Linked DNA regions of Homo sapiens: region 2 is linked to region 1. Evidence: read pairs that join two places in POLR2A ChIA-PET (ENCODE). Cell type or tissue: GM12878. All regions are shown on one strand.

What was found. Peaks named below come from ENCODE experiments on the same cell type or tissue, not always from the same donor. Only the 100,000 strongest peaks of a DNase experiment are listed, where the experiment ranks them.
Region 2: POLR2A ChIA-PET joins it to region 1 with 10 read pairs; 3 of 35 experiments call an interaction of 5 or more read pairs at or near these places.

Annotation. Positions count from the first base shown.
Region 1 is chr15:43,047,193-43,055,192 of GRCh38, reverse strand. It overlaps UBR1 (ubiquitin protein ligase E3 component n-recognin 1), which reads left to right. Exons shown (of 47, transcript NM_174916.3): 12 at 294-451; 13 at 6,702-6,801; 14 at 7,904-8,000. Among named protein-coding and RNA genes, the nearest start is that of UBR1, 55 kb to the left of the region's middle. In GM12878, no CTCF peak of the experiment used is centred here; no DNase peak of the experiment used is centred here.
Region 2 is chr15:43,235,789-43,243,788 of GRCh38, reverse strand. TGM5 (transglutaminase 5) reads left to right here. Exons shown (of 13, transcript NM_201631.4): 7 at 2,799-2,937; 8 at 4,523-4,626; 9 at 4,733-4,972; 10 at 7,952-8,000. Among named protein-coding and RNA genes, the nearest start is that of EPB42, 19 kb to the right of the region's middle. In GM12878, no CTCF peak of the experiment used is centred here; a DNase peak (open chromatin) is centred at 3,925; H3K27ac peaks cover 1,008 bases.

The DNA.
Region 1 (8,000 bases):
GATTACAGGCATGAGCCACCACATTACTGATGATAAACATTTATCTAGATAACCTGTCTAATGGGCTTGGAGTATCCAGATAGGTGTTGTCTAGTTACTGAGGAGTAGGGAATTTTTTCTTTTAGAAAATAACTTCTTAGTAGTTGCTATTCAGTGAAACTAAGGACTGTGTTTAACATTCAATAACAAACATTTATTAAAAATGACATACTGACTAACCAAATGAATGAATAAATTAAGTCCATACCACAATGAGTTAATGCTAAAGAAAATATTCTTGAAATATTCCGCAGGCTCGACATCTTATTGAAGAGCAGAATGTTATCTCTGTCATTACTGAAACTCTGCTAGAAGTTTTACCTGAGTACTTGGACAGGAACAATAAATTCAACTTCCAGGGTTATAGCCAGGACAAATTGGGAAGAGTATATGCAGTAATATGTGACCTAAAGTAAGTTGTTCAAGTCAAAAGGTGAGGGCACCTGTTAAACTCAGTGTGCTTATTTGCTGTGTCTTATAAGTAATCCTGTGATCATTTTGGTTATCCAGAATTCTCTTTATAATGATGGCAAGTACAAAGAACTGTTACTGCCTCGCGTTAATAAATGTCTTCAGTGAAGGCTTCTTATTGAGTTGTAAAACCTGGTTAGTAAAGAAGGTATTGAGGAGAGGCCCATTACAGGAACTTGGGATCTCCTGGGGTCACCAAATGCATTGCCATTGTAATTACCATACTTTTCATTCACTTCCACTCACACACTTTGGTTCTGTCCTTCCTATATAGTCTCTTTGTGCATAGTTTCAGACAATCTATTGACATAAATTTCTTTCTTTTTTTTTTTGAGACAGGGTCTCGCTGTGTTGCCCAAGCTGGAGTGCAGTGATGCAAACATGGCTCACTGAAGCCTCAACCTCCTGGGCTCCAGTGATCCTCCTGCCTCAGCCTCCCATGTAGCTGGGACCACAGGCACGTGCCACCATGCCTGGCAAATTTTTTATTGTTTTGTAGAGACGGAGTCTCACTTTTTGTTGCCCAGGCTGACTTGGACTCCTGGGGTCAAGCAGTCCTTCTGCTTTGGCCTCCCATAGTGTTGGGATTACAGTCATGAGCTACTGCGGCTGGCTGTTAACATTTTTTTAACTCCTTTTTGCTATACAGTTGATCCTCCGTATTTGTGGGTTCCACATCTGTGGGTTCAACCAACCGCAGACTGAAAATACTCCATTTTTTAAAAATTGCCATGAGGCTGAGGCAGAAGAATCGCTTGAACGCAGGAGGTGGAGGTTGTAGTGAGCAAAGATTGCGCCACTGCACTCCAGCCTGGCAACGGAGTGAGACTGCATCTCAAAAAAAAAAAAAAAAAATTGCGTCTGTATCAGACCAGCCTGGACAACATAGCGAGACCTTGTTTCTACAAAAATAAAAATAAAAATTAGCCAGGTACAGCAGTGCAAGCCTCTATTCCTAGCTACTCAGGATGCAGAGGCGAGAGGATCACTTGAGCCCAGGGGTTTGAGGTTACAGTAAACTGTGATCATGCCACTGCACTCCAGCCTGGGCAACAGAGCGGGATCCTATCTCTAAAAAAATAAAATAAAGTTCAGTAAATTATTATATTTTATCTTCAGTATAAGTGGAGATGGTAGGTAAATTCAGTAGTGAATCAATATATAGCCATTGTAATTGAAATTTGTTTCTCAGCCAAATTATGCAAAACTTACATGTTGTACAAAACAAAAACTCCTAATGGCAGTACTTAAAGTTATTGTTAGGTCAGTGAATATAGAAAAAAATCTCTCTACCATGGCTATCATTACTGTGAAGTATTATAACTGAGTTATTTTTATATCCAGTTAAGTGGTGCATAATCACTTGTTTTATCATATTTTATGAGTCTCTGACTATAGCTAATCTCTACGGTGAATAATTTAGAGCCAGCACATCCCTAAATACCTACCCTTATAGTAGAACTTTAAGGTGTCTAGTTTGGAAGGCAACTTTAAATCTTCTGATGCTTACAATTCCTCCCCTCTATCCCAACCTAAATATAGATATCTCCAGTGACCAGGGGAAGGGAAAATTAACACCTGTTCTGCAGGTACTGTGTAATTCACTCTCATGAGAATCCTGTGAGATTTATTAGTAACTGCTATGTGCCAAGGAGCTTTGCTTATCTTACCTGATTATATTCTTGCACTATTCTTAGAAGGTACTTGATATAATCTTACTTTGTAGATTGTAAATATTTGCCTCAAGTCACAAACCTAGTAAGTGGCAGAACTGAGATTTGATTATAAACACCGTTTATCTGTAAAACTCATGTTCCTTTCACTATGTCATGTAGCCTCACAGGATACATAAACAACAACACAAAATCTACTCTGAAACCTGGCCTAACACACCAATCACAAAAACTCTTTATTTAGCAAATAATTCGTGTTAATTGCTTTCTCAGTCTCTCATTGTAGAAATTCTGTAGTCACATCTTACTCTTTCCCTACATGTTTATTTACTAATTTCCCCTGAAACCTTGTTTTTAAATTAGTTAGCAATAACCACACTTAATGTATTTTCTTTCCCAGATAAAGTCTAAATTCTGTCAGAATTTGTAGGTCTTCATAGTTTAGCTTTGTGTTTATCTGACTGTACCTCAGCATGAAATAAGTTTGTTGGTACTAGTAGGTACTCTGTTCAGCCTGCCTTAGGAAATTTTCATTCTCTCAAAGCAGCACATTCCAACTTTGGATAGCTTCTTCCAACTATTAGAAAGTTTCCTATTGTATATTGAACTCTTGTCTTTTTTTGTAGCTTTTATTTTCTGGTTCTAGTTCTCTCTTTGTCCATTCAGAACAACTTCAATTCTCATTTAACTTGAAGAAGTATTTAAAGGCAGCAGTCATACCTGCCAGGTCTTTTCTGCATTGAGTTGCATTTATTTCTTTAACTAGTCCCATTTCATGTTGGTTAAAATTCCTTCTAAATCATTGTCCTTCTCTACTGAACCTGTTCCAGGTGCATGTATACCATTTATGTGCCAAGAAATGAACACAGTACTCCAACTGAGATCTGCCTAGGAAAACACAGAAGGGAGGGATTGCTACCTCTCTTATTCTAAAAAATTTATGTCTATTTAGTTTTGTCACTTGCTTTTTGGGAGGTATCTCATGGGGTACTTTGTTTCTCAGTTGCTAATTTATTGTGGAAATGCAACTTAGAAAAGAGATGCAGTTGAACCTTGGTGCTATTGAGGAACAATATTATTCTTTTATTACTCTAACCTATTCCTTTGTTCCATTTCCAGAAAGTATAGCACACTCTCAAACCAAATCACTCCCTTACTGTCTCACCCTGTCCACACTTTTCTCCCTCTTTTCCCATTGCTTTTGCCACCTATTTTTATCTACAGACTTCTTTTCCTTCCCTTCCTTACCCTTTTGTTTGTTCCAATCCCTTACATCTTCTTTACTTGGTAAGTCATCTATAGAGGTTGCTCATTAGCTATGTGAGATTGTTAGAAACCAAAAATGTAAATTCTCTTCTAGATCAGTGCTTCTCAGATTTTAATGTGAATGCAAATCATCTGGGGAGCTGCTTTTTTTAATTTTTATTTAACTTTTATTTTGAGTTCAGGGGTACATGTGCAGGCTTGTTACATAGGTAAACTTGTGTCATGGGGGTTTGTTGTTAAGATTATTTTGTCACCCAAGTATTAAGCCTAGTACCCATTAGCTATATTTCCTGATCCTCTCCCTCCTCCCAACCTCAATCCTCTGATAGACCCCAGTGTGTGTTGTTCCCCTCTATGTGTCCATGTGTTCTCATCATTTAGTTCCCACTTGTAAGTGAGAACATGCAGTATTTGGTTTTCTGTTTCTGCGTTAGTTTGCTAAGGATAATGGCCTCTAGCTCCATCCATGTTCCCAGAAAAGATGTGATCTCATTCTTTTTCTGGCTGTATAGTATTCCATGGTGTATATGTACCAAATTTTCTTTATCCAGTCTATCACTGATGGGCATTTAAGTTGATTCCATGCCTTTGCTATTGTGAATGCTGCAGTGAATGTATGTGTGCATGTGTCTTTATAATAGAACAATTTATATTCCTTTGGGTGAATACCCGGTAATGAAATTGCCGGGTTGAATGACATTTCTGTTTTTAGGTCTTCAAGGAATTGTCACACTGTCTTCCATAATGCTTGAATTAATTTATGCTCCTACCAACAGTGTATGAGCATTCATTTTTCCCTGCAACCTCCCCAGCGTCTGTGACTTTTTACTTTTTAATAGTAGCCATTGTGACTAGTGTGAGATGGTATCTCATTGTGGTTTTGATTTGCATTTCTCCAATGATCAGTGATGTTGAGCTTTATTTCATGTAATTGTTGGCAGCATGTATGTCTTCTTTTGAAAAGTGTCTGTTCTGTTCTTATCCTTTGCTCCCCTGCCCCGCTTTTTTTTTTTTTTTTTTAAGACGGAGTCTCGCTCTGTTGCCCAGGCTGGAATGCAGTAGCACTATCTTGGCTCACTGCAACCTCAGTCTCCTGGGTTCAAGTGATTCTCCTGCCTCAGCCTCCCGAATAGCTGGGACTACAGGCACATGCTGTCATGCCTGGCTAATTTATTGTAATTTAGTGGAGATATTTTAGTGGAGACGGGGTTTCACCGTGTTGCCCAGGGTGGTCTTGAACTCCTGAGCTCAGGCAATCTGCCCACCTCGGCCTCTTAAAGTGCTGGGATTACAGGCGTGAGCCACTGCACCCGGCCTCACTTATTCATTTTTTCTTTTTTGTAAATTTATTTATTTTCCTTATAGATGCTGGCTATTAGGACTTTGTCAGATGCATAGTTTGCAAAAATTTTCTCCCATTCTGTTGGTTGTCTCTTCACTCTGTTGATAGTTTCCTTTGCTGTGCAGAAGCAAATCATCTGGGGAGCTTCCTTAAGTTCAGATTCTGGGGCTGATTGCGTTGGCTCATGTGCTTTGGAAGGCTGAGGCAGGAGGATTGCTTGAGGCCAGGAGGTTGCAACCAGCCTGGGCAACATAGTGAGACTTTGTCTCTACAAAAAATAAAATTAGCCAGGTTTGGTGGCACGCGCCTGTAGTCTTAGCTACTGAGGAGGCTGAGGCAGGAGGATTACTCGAGCCTGAGAGTTTGAAATTGTGGTGAGCTATGATTGCACCACTGCACTCCAACCTGGGCAACAGAGTAAGGCCAAGTTTAAAAAAAAAACGGGGGCAGGGAAGCTTCTTATTCAGCAGGTCTAATTAGAGCCCAACATGTTGCCTCTTTAAAGAGCACTCAGGTGAGGCTGGTGCTGCTGGTTAGTGGACCACACTTTGAGTAGTAGTGCTCTAGAAAGCAACAAAACATGAATGCCGTTTGTTCAATGTGGCAGATTTTAAACTTTAATCTTTTTTATCTTTTACTTTAAAAGAAAGATTTAGATGGTAATTAGTATATTTGAATTAAATCTTTATAAGTTTCTTTGATGATTGTATTTTTAATGTACATTTGCATGTTAATGGGTATCTAAAGAGTGAGAAAAATTAAACCACAATCCTATCTTTGCAGTTCAAAAAAAATGTATTTTCTTTGTTGCTTTGTCTTTATGTACCTACATTACTTCTTTTTTTGTGTGTCATGCTGTCACCCAGGCTGGAGTGCAGTGTTGCGATCTCGGCTCACTGCAAGCTCTGCCTCCTGGGTTCACGCCATTCTCCTGCTTCAGCCTCCCGAGTAGCTGGGACTACAGGCACCCGCCACCACGCCCAGCTAATTTTTTGTATTTTTAGTAGAGACGGGGTTTCACTGTGTTAGCCAGGATGGTCTCAATCTCCTGACCTCGTGATCCACCTGCCTCGGCCTCCTAAAGTGCTGGGATTACAGGCGTGAGCCATACATTACCTCTTTTATACATTATTTTAGTGTTTAACATTGAATTTCTGTCTACTGTGTGTATCTGTTTTTCCCACTATACTATGAACTTCAGGACAGGTGTGTCCATGTTTATGTTCCCAACACCTGCAATATAACAGGAATTTATTCTCATTGGTCAAGTGCAAAATAGTATTTTATACTTGTTAATAATTACTTCCTGATAACTCATTTCATGATAAACATTGTTCCCATTGTATATGAAACCAGTCATTGTCTTTACAGCCAAAAGAAATATTAATCATACAAATTATAGGCTAAAATGAGTTTGTTTATCTCTTGAAACTAGTACATCCTGATGTGCAAGTCAAGATGACAGGTGCTTACATCCTTCTTCCAAGTTCTGGGTTATGAAAAACTGGAGGTAGAAAATCTGTTCCAAATCTCCTGAGGCTGAAACAATTTCAGCTGGCCCTTTGGCTGATGGGTGTGAACAGTTCTAGGGAATCTGTACTGTGGTTGTCCAGAGTTAGCTGTGACAGGCTTGGTCAGTTCTAGGTTCACTTAATCAGACTAACCTCTGAGAATGTAGTGTGTGAAGTCAGGTTTAGCTTGATATCTGCCTCTTCTAGAGCATTCATGTTTTACTGGTTGTATTTAAAATAAGGCAGAATAAATAATTCTAGCTCTACTCAGAGCTTCTAATTATTGTGAGAAATTAGAATCCATAATTTTTATAAATCAACATTGTCTATAACCCTGAGAACCTTAAAATTATCTCAAAATAGATAAATGAAATATTTCTTTCTTTCTTGAAACGATAGGTATATCCTGATCAGCAAACCCACAATATGGACAGAAAGATTAAGAATGCAGTTCCTTGAAGGTTTTCGATCTTTTTTGAAGATTCTTACCTGTATGCAGGTATGATCATTTTTCTGTACATCAGTAAAAGAAATTTATTTTTAAAAATTGAACCGCAGTCTTTTTAAAGCAGATTTTGGTTTTAATACAAGAAAGAATTTATCTAGCAAAGTAGAAACAAGATTTAAACATTGACTCACTCATCCTGTTTTGATAGATCCTTTTATATACCTTAGTTTACTATTGCTACTTTTTTTTTTTTTTCGAAGACAGAGTCTCGCTCTGTTGCCAGGCTGGAGTGCAATGGTGCAATCTCGGCTCACTGCAACCTCCGCCTCCCAGGTTCAAGCGATTCTCCTGCCTCAGTCTCCCAAGTAGCTGGGATTACAGGCATGCACCACCACACCCAGCTAATTTTTGTATTTTTAGTAGAGGTGGGGTTTCACCATGTTGGCCAGGATGGTCTCAATCTCTTGACCTCCCAAGGTGCTGGGATTACAGGTGTGAGCTGCCATGCCCGGCCTACTGTTGCTACTTCTGTTAATGTTTGCTGAATACTTACCATGTGATAAATGTGTAGTAAGCACTTTTCATGCATGATCTCTTTTGAGCCTTATAGCAATCTTATTAAGTAGTTACTATTAATATTCTCCTTTTACATGTAAGGGTTACTTGCATGTGCAGCAAGCACAACACATATTTTTTTGGCTCCCTCACCCTTATGGAAAGCATGTACAGTTGTTGGGTGATGAGGTTAAGGTGCTTGTTTTCATCTTGACATCTCCTAAATACTCTTAATTCATCTACATTTAGTATCTTCACTTGTTAGCTTCTAATACTTCTTTAGAGTCTGACTTTATGCCCTTATCAATTGACAAGAACTGCATTTAGGAAAAAATCTCAAAGGATCCATTTAGTAACCAAGCTTAGAAATAATTTGCCCAGGGTCACACAGCTAGAAATACCAGACAGAGCTGGGCTTTGCGGTTAATGTTCTAACCCTGAGCACATACCTGAGAGCTGGGAATTGAACCCATGCATTCTGACCCAGTGTAACAACCATGTTAAAATGTTATGAATCCTGACAGTTTTATATTTTGCCAAGAGCAGAGCAAAGAGAGAGGGCTCAGATAGGTGTATGTTGACCAACTTGTAATTGCAGGGAATGGAAGAAATCCGAAGACAGGTTGGGCAACACATTGAAGTGGATCCTGATTGGGAGGCTGCCATTGCTATACAGATGCAATTGAAGAATATTT
Region 2 (8,000 bases), 190 kb before region 1:
AAGACAATAAGTTCAGTAAGGGATGTGTTCAGTGACAGCAAGGTCTCTAGACAGGCTCAAGATTCAAATTCAAGAGTCCTGGGCACAGAAGTGGGAGAGAAAGCCATAGTCGGGATGAGCTCTTTGTGGGAGGACAGAACCAGAAGGACAGAGCTCTGGAGCAAGGCCCCTGGAAACATGTATGTGCATGACTTCTGGTGAACAGATCTGAGTGCCTTGAAGCTGATGCCTTGGCTTCACCCCCTATGTAAGAAACCATTCTTGCCCCTCTGTAACTTCATTCTGTTCTACTGTGACAATCTGCTCCCCATCCAAGTCCTCTCACAAGCCATGATGAGCAAAGGGTGAGACTGGATCAGTGCAAATCCATCACCACTCAAAGCTTATGCTCTACGGACAGTTGAGCTTGGTACCCAAAGCATATCCCACAACCATCAGGATAGTGGTGAGTTGAACTCAGAAATCACCAGAACAGGCAAAAGATTCACAAGACACCACTCATCCATCCATCCAGCAAAGATGCAGCAAGATGCAAAATGGGCCTTGCCCTGTATTGTTAATGGTTGAGTAATGATAAAGATGAATAACACACAATCCCTGCCCTCAGGAAGACAGACTCATAAACAATTCATTACAAGCCTCATACTCTGGTTAATGGAGAACTTCAAAGTGCTTCAGGACCAGTTACCTGTGTTAGGGTGGGAAAGTGCCCATCGAGTCATGTTTAGCAGGAGTTGACACCACTATTGACACTTCAGGTGGCCACTCATGAACTCATCCATCTGGGTGAAGGGCAGGGGGAGGCTTGCTCCCTGCTCTCCCTCCCTGCCCTCTTCTTTGGCACGTTTTCTTGTCACTGTGAGTGTCATCCACCCTCCTGACTGTACTTTTAGCATAAATGCGCCCCTGCAATGCTGCTCTCTTGCCTCACTGCTGTCTCAGGGTCCTTCAGTGACAGCTTTTCAAACTTCAGCCTCACCTCTGCAGCTGTCCTGTGTCACCTCCACCTACAACCCACTTGTCAGCTCTACCCACCACCTGCCCTAGTTCTTCAGCCCTGTTCAAACCTGCCACGCGAGCTCAAGGCTCCCTTTGGGCTTCTCCCCTCCCTTTTCTGGTCGCATCCAGAGGCCTGTCCCCACCCTGGCCTGGAGAGGCTCTGTGTCAAAGTGCAGAATAAGAAGAGGGTGAGCTAAAATCTGTACACAATTAAATGTTTAAACTAAAAATTATAAACTTTTAAGAAATGACAGTAGTGTGTGTGAAGAACCCTTAGAAATAACCATATTTTTGACTCAGTCACTTTACCCCTTAGAATATGTCCCAGGGGAGGGGGGATATTGATCTACAAAGGTATTTATCACAGTATTTACAACAGGGGGAAAATTGAAAACCAACTAAATGTTTCAAAATAATCACCACTAAAATCTTGCTTTCGGCAAATATTCGATAAAATAGGAAAATGCTTAGGATGTAAAATTAGGTAAAAACACTAAGATGCTGAACTGTATGCATACTACCAAAAGCTGGACTCAGTATTGATTGCAAGCTTAGCAGTGAAACCAGGATTTTAGTGGTAGCTCTGCCTCTTACTAGCTGTGTGACCTTGGTCAAGGTAGCAAACTTTCTTAGCCTCTGATTCTTTGTCTTCAAAATGGAGATAATAATAGTAGCCATCAGATAGAGTTGTTTAAGGATACTATGTGTGAAGCATTTAGCACTATGCCCAGCTGGTAGATACTATTATTGTCATTATTAGATTGAGTGGACTGTCATTGCTGGACATGAAGGGACAGGAATCCCCAGAGCATTTCATGGTCAGATTTTCCTGTACTTAAAAGAGCACAGAGGCCGGGCGCGGTGGCTCACGCCTGTAATCCCAGCACTTTGGGAGGCCAAGGCAGGCGGATCACTTGAGGTCAGGAGTTCGAGACCAGCCTGGCCAACATGGTAAAACCCCGTCTCTACTAAAAATACAAAAAAAAAAATTAGCCGGGTGTGGTGTTGTGTGCCTGTAATCCCAGCTACTCAGGGGGCTGAGGCAGGAGAATTGCTTGAACCCGGGAGGAGGAGGAGGCTGGAGTGCGATTTTTTTGACTTCAAAAAAAATAAAAAGCACAGAATGGAAATACAGCAGAGGATAAAGAAAGGAAGTTGGCTGGCAAACAGAATGCATGGCCCCCAGGAATAAAGACAACACTCTACCTTCTTTCAAGAATTTCTCTACCAGGTAGAAACTCTCACTTTTCTAAGCTCTTGTTACATGGTTTTCTTTCCTCTTGGCTTAATCTATGATGCTTTTCTAGAGAGGCTTCCAAGATCATATACCCAGGAAAAGGGGGAATCAAAGCCACAGAATATTTTGCTTGAGAATCTGATGGTCTGAAGCAATAATCCTAACTACAGAAAGGAATGGAATTCCAGCTTTGGCTTGAAGATGGAGATTTAGGGCCAGAAGAGAAATGCAGTTGAGTCAGGCCTCTGAGTTTTGCCAAAGGAAAGGCTTGCCAGTCCCACCCTCCTGGCGTAAGCAGAGCTCACAGCTTGCTAGACTTTACTGGCTCAGGCAGTGCTTGTCTGAGCAGTCAGCATCCCCACCTTTGCCTAGAATCTCTCCCATGAGCTCCAGAAGTGGGGAAGGAAGTTGGAAATATCACTATTCCAGTGTTCCAGACAGCTCCAGCATGTTCCTGCAGATGGCAAATGGAAGATTTCCCCAGGTCCAGGCCCCAAAGTCCAGGAATATACGGGTCCGGAATCTACAGCTCACAGGTGATTTTTTTGTGCCCTTTTTGCAGTGATGAGGTGTCTGGGGATCCCTACCCGTGTGATCACCAACTTCGACTCTGGCCACGATACAGATGGAAACCTGATCATAGATGAGTATTATGACAACACAGGCAGGATTTTGGGGAATAAGAAGAAGGATACTATCTGGTGAGAAACAACCTCTCAACCTATTTCTAGGGCCACACATCAGAGCCAAGCCCCATGGCAGGAGGAAGGGCAGAACGAGGTCCATGAGCCTGGTCCCTCCCCTTCACCTCCTCCACACCCCCTCACCCTCCCCCACCCACCCCCCACCAAGGCTGTCCCCACACCTCTTGCCAATCTTCAGCTGGGAGACATCTGAACAAAGCCCATTTGGGGTTTAGAAGTCTCATATCATAAGAGTGTTCTGCCCTGGGTTGAGGTTTTCATCTTTGTCACCTCCATCACAGAACCTCCTGGCTCTATGGGGCCTGGAGAAAATTTCCCCACTGCCCTTTGAAGGTTTGTTTAAAAAAAAAAAATCAACTCACAAAATCAGATCAATAGGAGAAAAGGCATACACATTAATTAACGTATATACAGGAGCCTTCAGAATGAAGACCCAAAGATACAGGGGAAATTGTCCATTTTTATGCTTAGTCTAACAGAGTATGGACAGCCATGTAGAAATCTGCTTGGACAAATGGTATGACCTAATGGTAATAGACTGAGTGGGGAAACCCAGCCCTGTTTGTCTACATTCTGCTTGGCCTCTCTGAGCATGAGTTCCTTCCTTCCCAATATGGGGCAGAACCCTCTCTAGAATGAGGGTTTTTTGACCTACAGTCAAACAAGGTAGGTCAGATAAATTTTTTATGGCCAGTTTTTATACAAAAAGGCAGAAGGAAAGCTAGGGTAATATTTTTAGGTTTTAAGACTGCCTTTGGGGAAAAGGGGTTCTGGTTTCCATGACCTTCCCACCTTGGGGAGGCGAGATTTTAATTTCTATGCCTAGCCATGGGGGTAAATGAGACTGAGAGACAGGAAGACAGGAAAAGGTCCAAAAAAACACTTCTGCTTCTGAGACCTTCATTTTGGAGTATTGTTTCCTGAGTCCCAACAGTTCTGACCACAGGACGGCCTTACCTCCGAATACAAAGACCACGAGTGCCTCTGTGAGTCATCAACGCACACAAAGGGGCCACAAAGACTGTTTCATGAGACAGTGAAGGATTTTTAACTTCAGTGGACTCTGGAAGCCTTCACTTTCTGTTCACAAGCTGAGTCCGCAGAGGGAGACTCTTTTCTGGGAGGCAAAGAGAGGTCCACAAGAGGAAGACCTGTCACTAATTAATTACTTTTTTGAGACAAGGTCTGGCTTTGCTGCCCAGGCTGGAGCACAGTGGTATGATCAAGGTCAAGCCTTGATCTCCCAGGCTCAAGTGATCCTCCACCTCAGCCTCCCAAGTAGGTGGGACTATAGGCATGTGCCATGATGCCTAGTTAATTTTTTTTTTTTTTTGAGACGAGATCTTCCTTTTTTGCCCAGGTTAATCTTGAACTCCTGAGCTCAAGCAATCCTCTCACCTCAGACTCCCAAAGTACTAAGATTACTGGCATGAGCCATCGTGCCTGGCTATCCACAGAGGTTTTAAGCCCTGTGTGTGCTAAGTCTGTCTTTCTATCCAACAGTTCATTTGCTCATCCCTCCCTTGCCTTGTTCTAGAAAGACCAAGCAGTACAACGTCTCCCTTGGCTCTGTTTGACACAGGAACTTCCATGTCTGGAATGAGTGCTGGATGGCCCGGAAGGATCTGCCCCCTGCATATGGAGGCTGGCAGGTGCTGGACGCCACACCTCAGGAGATGAGCAACGGTGAGGCTCTCCAGAAGAAAGGCAGGCCCCGCTCCCGTGGAAAGCACCCCACCCCTGCCCAGCCCTGCAACAAACAGCCCACCGAGGCTCCCCTGTTCTCCTTCAGGCGTCTACTGCTGTGGCCCTGCCTCTGTCAGAGCCATCAAAGAAGGAGAAGTGGACCTGAACTATGACACGCCCTTTGTGTTTTCGATGGTGAATGCTGACTGCATGTCCTGGCTCGTCCAGGGAGGGAAGGAGCAGAAGCTTCACCAGGACACGAGTTCTGTTGGCAATTTTATCAGCACAAAGAGCATCCAGAGTGACGAGCGGGATGACATCACAGAGAACTACAAGTATGAAGAAGGTAAGTAAGCAAGCCAGCCCTACTCAGAGCCCCAGCCCTGCAGGAACCTTCCCCTACCCCAGGGAGCCAGAGAGCATCTGCGAGGCAGGACCCAGCCCCACTGTCTCCTCAGCTGTTCAGTTTTGAGGCCCCAGTTGGGGTGGCCTCACAGCCTCACTTCTTCATGACACCCCCACCCCACATCCTGCAGGCCAGCGAGCTCCCGCCACAAGGCGCTGACATGGACCGTGGAGCCCAAACAGAATATGAATACTTCACCCCTGCTTCCCCCTAAAATCAGCCTCCCACTGAAGATGGCAGGGAATTTAGTAAACACTCTGCCATTCATTTATTTTATTTAGGGTATTATTTAATTCACTGTGTTTCACTGAGTCTTTGGAGGACAGGCTGAAGTGAGCCCAGATGTTCACTCCCACCACTCCTCCCTGTGGGAACGGCACGGCCAGAGGCTGACTCTGAGGTGACAGCCCTGGCAGCAGGGTCACAGGGGAGGCTGTGTTAGTCAGCTATAGATGAATGCCTGGACATTGAGAAGCGCCAGCCACTAGGTTCAATTACCAGGGAGCCAGGCAAAAATATCCAGTCCATGAGGGCCAGAGGCAGGGTGAGGGCCAGAGCTGGGATCTGGCTGGGGAGGATCTGAGCAGGTGCAAGGCAGGGTGGCTGAAGGGCGGTGGGGAGGGCTGAGCAGTTGCTGGGAGTGCTGGTGAGTGGGTGTCTGTGGTTCGTCTACGTGGGCCTCGGGGACAGACGCAGGGAGGCTCCAGAATTCCCCACCTGGGAAGGGGATTTGCAGTAGGGGGCAAGTGTTGAACACAGCCCAGCAGTGCCATCACCACCCACTCCCTGGGGCCTCCGGCCTCATCTTGGCTGGGCTGCCCCAGAAATGGATCCTGAGGCAAGCATTCAAATACAGGTGGTTTATTTTTTAGGCTATCCTGGAAATCCTGGAGCAGAGTGAGGGAGACAGGGAAGGGAAGGAAGTGGATGTAAGAGTACATTTTCAAGCCTGTTAGCACAGTGACAGCTGGCTGGGAGCTCTGGAAGTGGGGTTGTCAGAGAAAATAAAGGACAAATAATGCTTTAGCATAAATTTGTCCCAGGCCAGGAGCTGTAAGCTCACACCTGCAATCCCAACACTTTGGGAGGCTGAGACGGGAGGATCACTTTAGCCTCAGAATTTGAGGCTGCAGTGAACTATGATGGCAACACTGCACTCCAGCCTAGGCAATAGAGTGAGACCTCATTTCTAAACAAAAAAAAAAAAGGCTGTCCCAAATTATTTGTTGTTTATTTGAAATTCAAATTAAATTGCCTTGTATTTTTGTTTGCTAAATCTGGCAACCCTATCACTGATTCGGTGTGAAGTGTAGAACAATACTGCTGATTTATCACACCAGAGAGTCACAGGGGCTAGGGTGTTTATCCATCAACTCCTGTTGGTCATGAGTTGAGGGCTGTTCCTGGGGGATGTAAATTCTTTAGCACTTCTGGCCTGCCCCATGCATGAGCTGAGTCTGCTCTGGTAGCAGAGAAAACCTCAGACAGAGTTGCAGGGGCTGCAATTTGAAAAGTAGGGCCTGTGGACACTGAAATGGCAAGTGCCAAGGGAATATGGGCAGGGCTTTGATGGCATTTGCTAGAGAGGCCCACGGGGTCCCCTGTGGACTCAGGGGGATTGGAGCCATACCCGAGTGGACCTGAGTGTCCTGCTTAGGTGCTCCTCAGGCCAGCAGTATTCAGTCTTCTCCCACCCAGCCTGACAGGGTCTGGGGTCGCACAGACCGCAGATGCGCTAAATCAGATTCCCATCTTCCTGGGCCCACTCTTTTTTTTTTTTTTTTTTTTGAGACAGAGTCTTGCTCTGTCACCTAGGCTGGAGGGCAACAGCATGATCTCCGCTCACTGCAACCTCTGCTTCCTGGGTTCAAGCAATTCTCCTGTCTCAGCCTCCCAAGTAGCTGGGATTATAGGTGCCTGCCACCATGCCTGGCTAAATTTTTTGTATTTTTAGTAGAAACAGGGTTTCACCATGTTGGTCAGGCTGGTCTCGAACTCCAGACCTCAAGTAATCCACCCTCCTTGGCCTCCCAAAGTGGTGGGATTACAGGTGTGAGCCACTGCCCTCAGCCTGTGGGCCCACTCTTACTGAAGCAAATGTCTCCAGATTCTCTTTTGTCTGGAACTGGCCTTAGAATGAACCCCAGAGCAAGGGGATAAAAGTGGCCTCTGCCTCAGGAAGTTGTGGCAAATGCATTGAAGGGGTAGAGCTGGTCCCTGGGGATAGTAAGTACTCAACAAAAGCAGCTTCTGGAATTATGAGGCGTGGGCAAGTATTCCTGCACATGCGGCCCACAGGGACCCCCAGGATAGAGCAGGGAAGCTGGGGCCACCCTGGGAACTCTGCACGCCTAGACCTCCTCTCATATGTATTTACTTATTTACTGTGCTTCTCCTTTCCCTTAGTTTCCAGGAATTAGTCTATGCCTGACCAATAATCTGGCTCTGGAACAGGACATCACACCATGCCCTGCTGTCTTTATGAGGTTTATTTCTCTGCATTTGTGGGCCTTCATCTTTCCCTTGAGGAGATCAGGATAGAGTTGAGCGGTCACAGGCACGGGTTTTAGAGTTGGGCAGGTTTGCTTCCCACCTGGGATCTGCTCCTTACTAGTTGTGTGACTTGGGCAGGTGACATGACTTCCATTAGCCTCCTTTTCTTTATCTGTGTATGGAAGAAGAAGAAGAAGAAGAATGCTAATGGTAATACACCTTGCTTGTGGTTGATACAGGAGGAAGGGTGTGAAGTGGCCAGCAGAGCCTGCCTGGGAAAGCACATGAGGAGTGGAGGGAGTGCTTGTTACTGGGAGTGAAGGCCTGAAGTTGTTGGTGGAGATATTGGGTGGGGGATGGCGCTCAGCCTCAGTCTACCCCGGTCAGCCTGGCTCACAGCTGGTGCTGTGCTCTCCCCAACTTCAGGATCCCTCCAGGAGAGGCAGGTGTTTCTGAAGGCTCTGCAGAAGCTGAA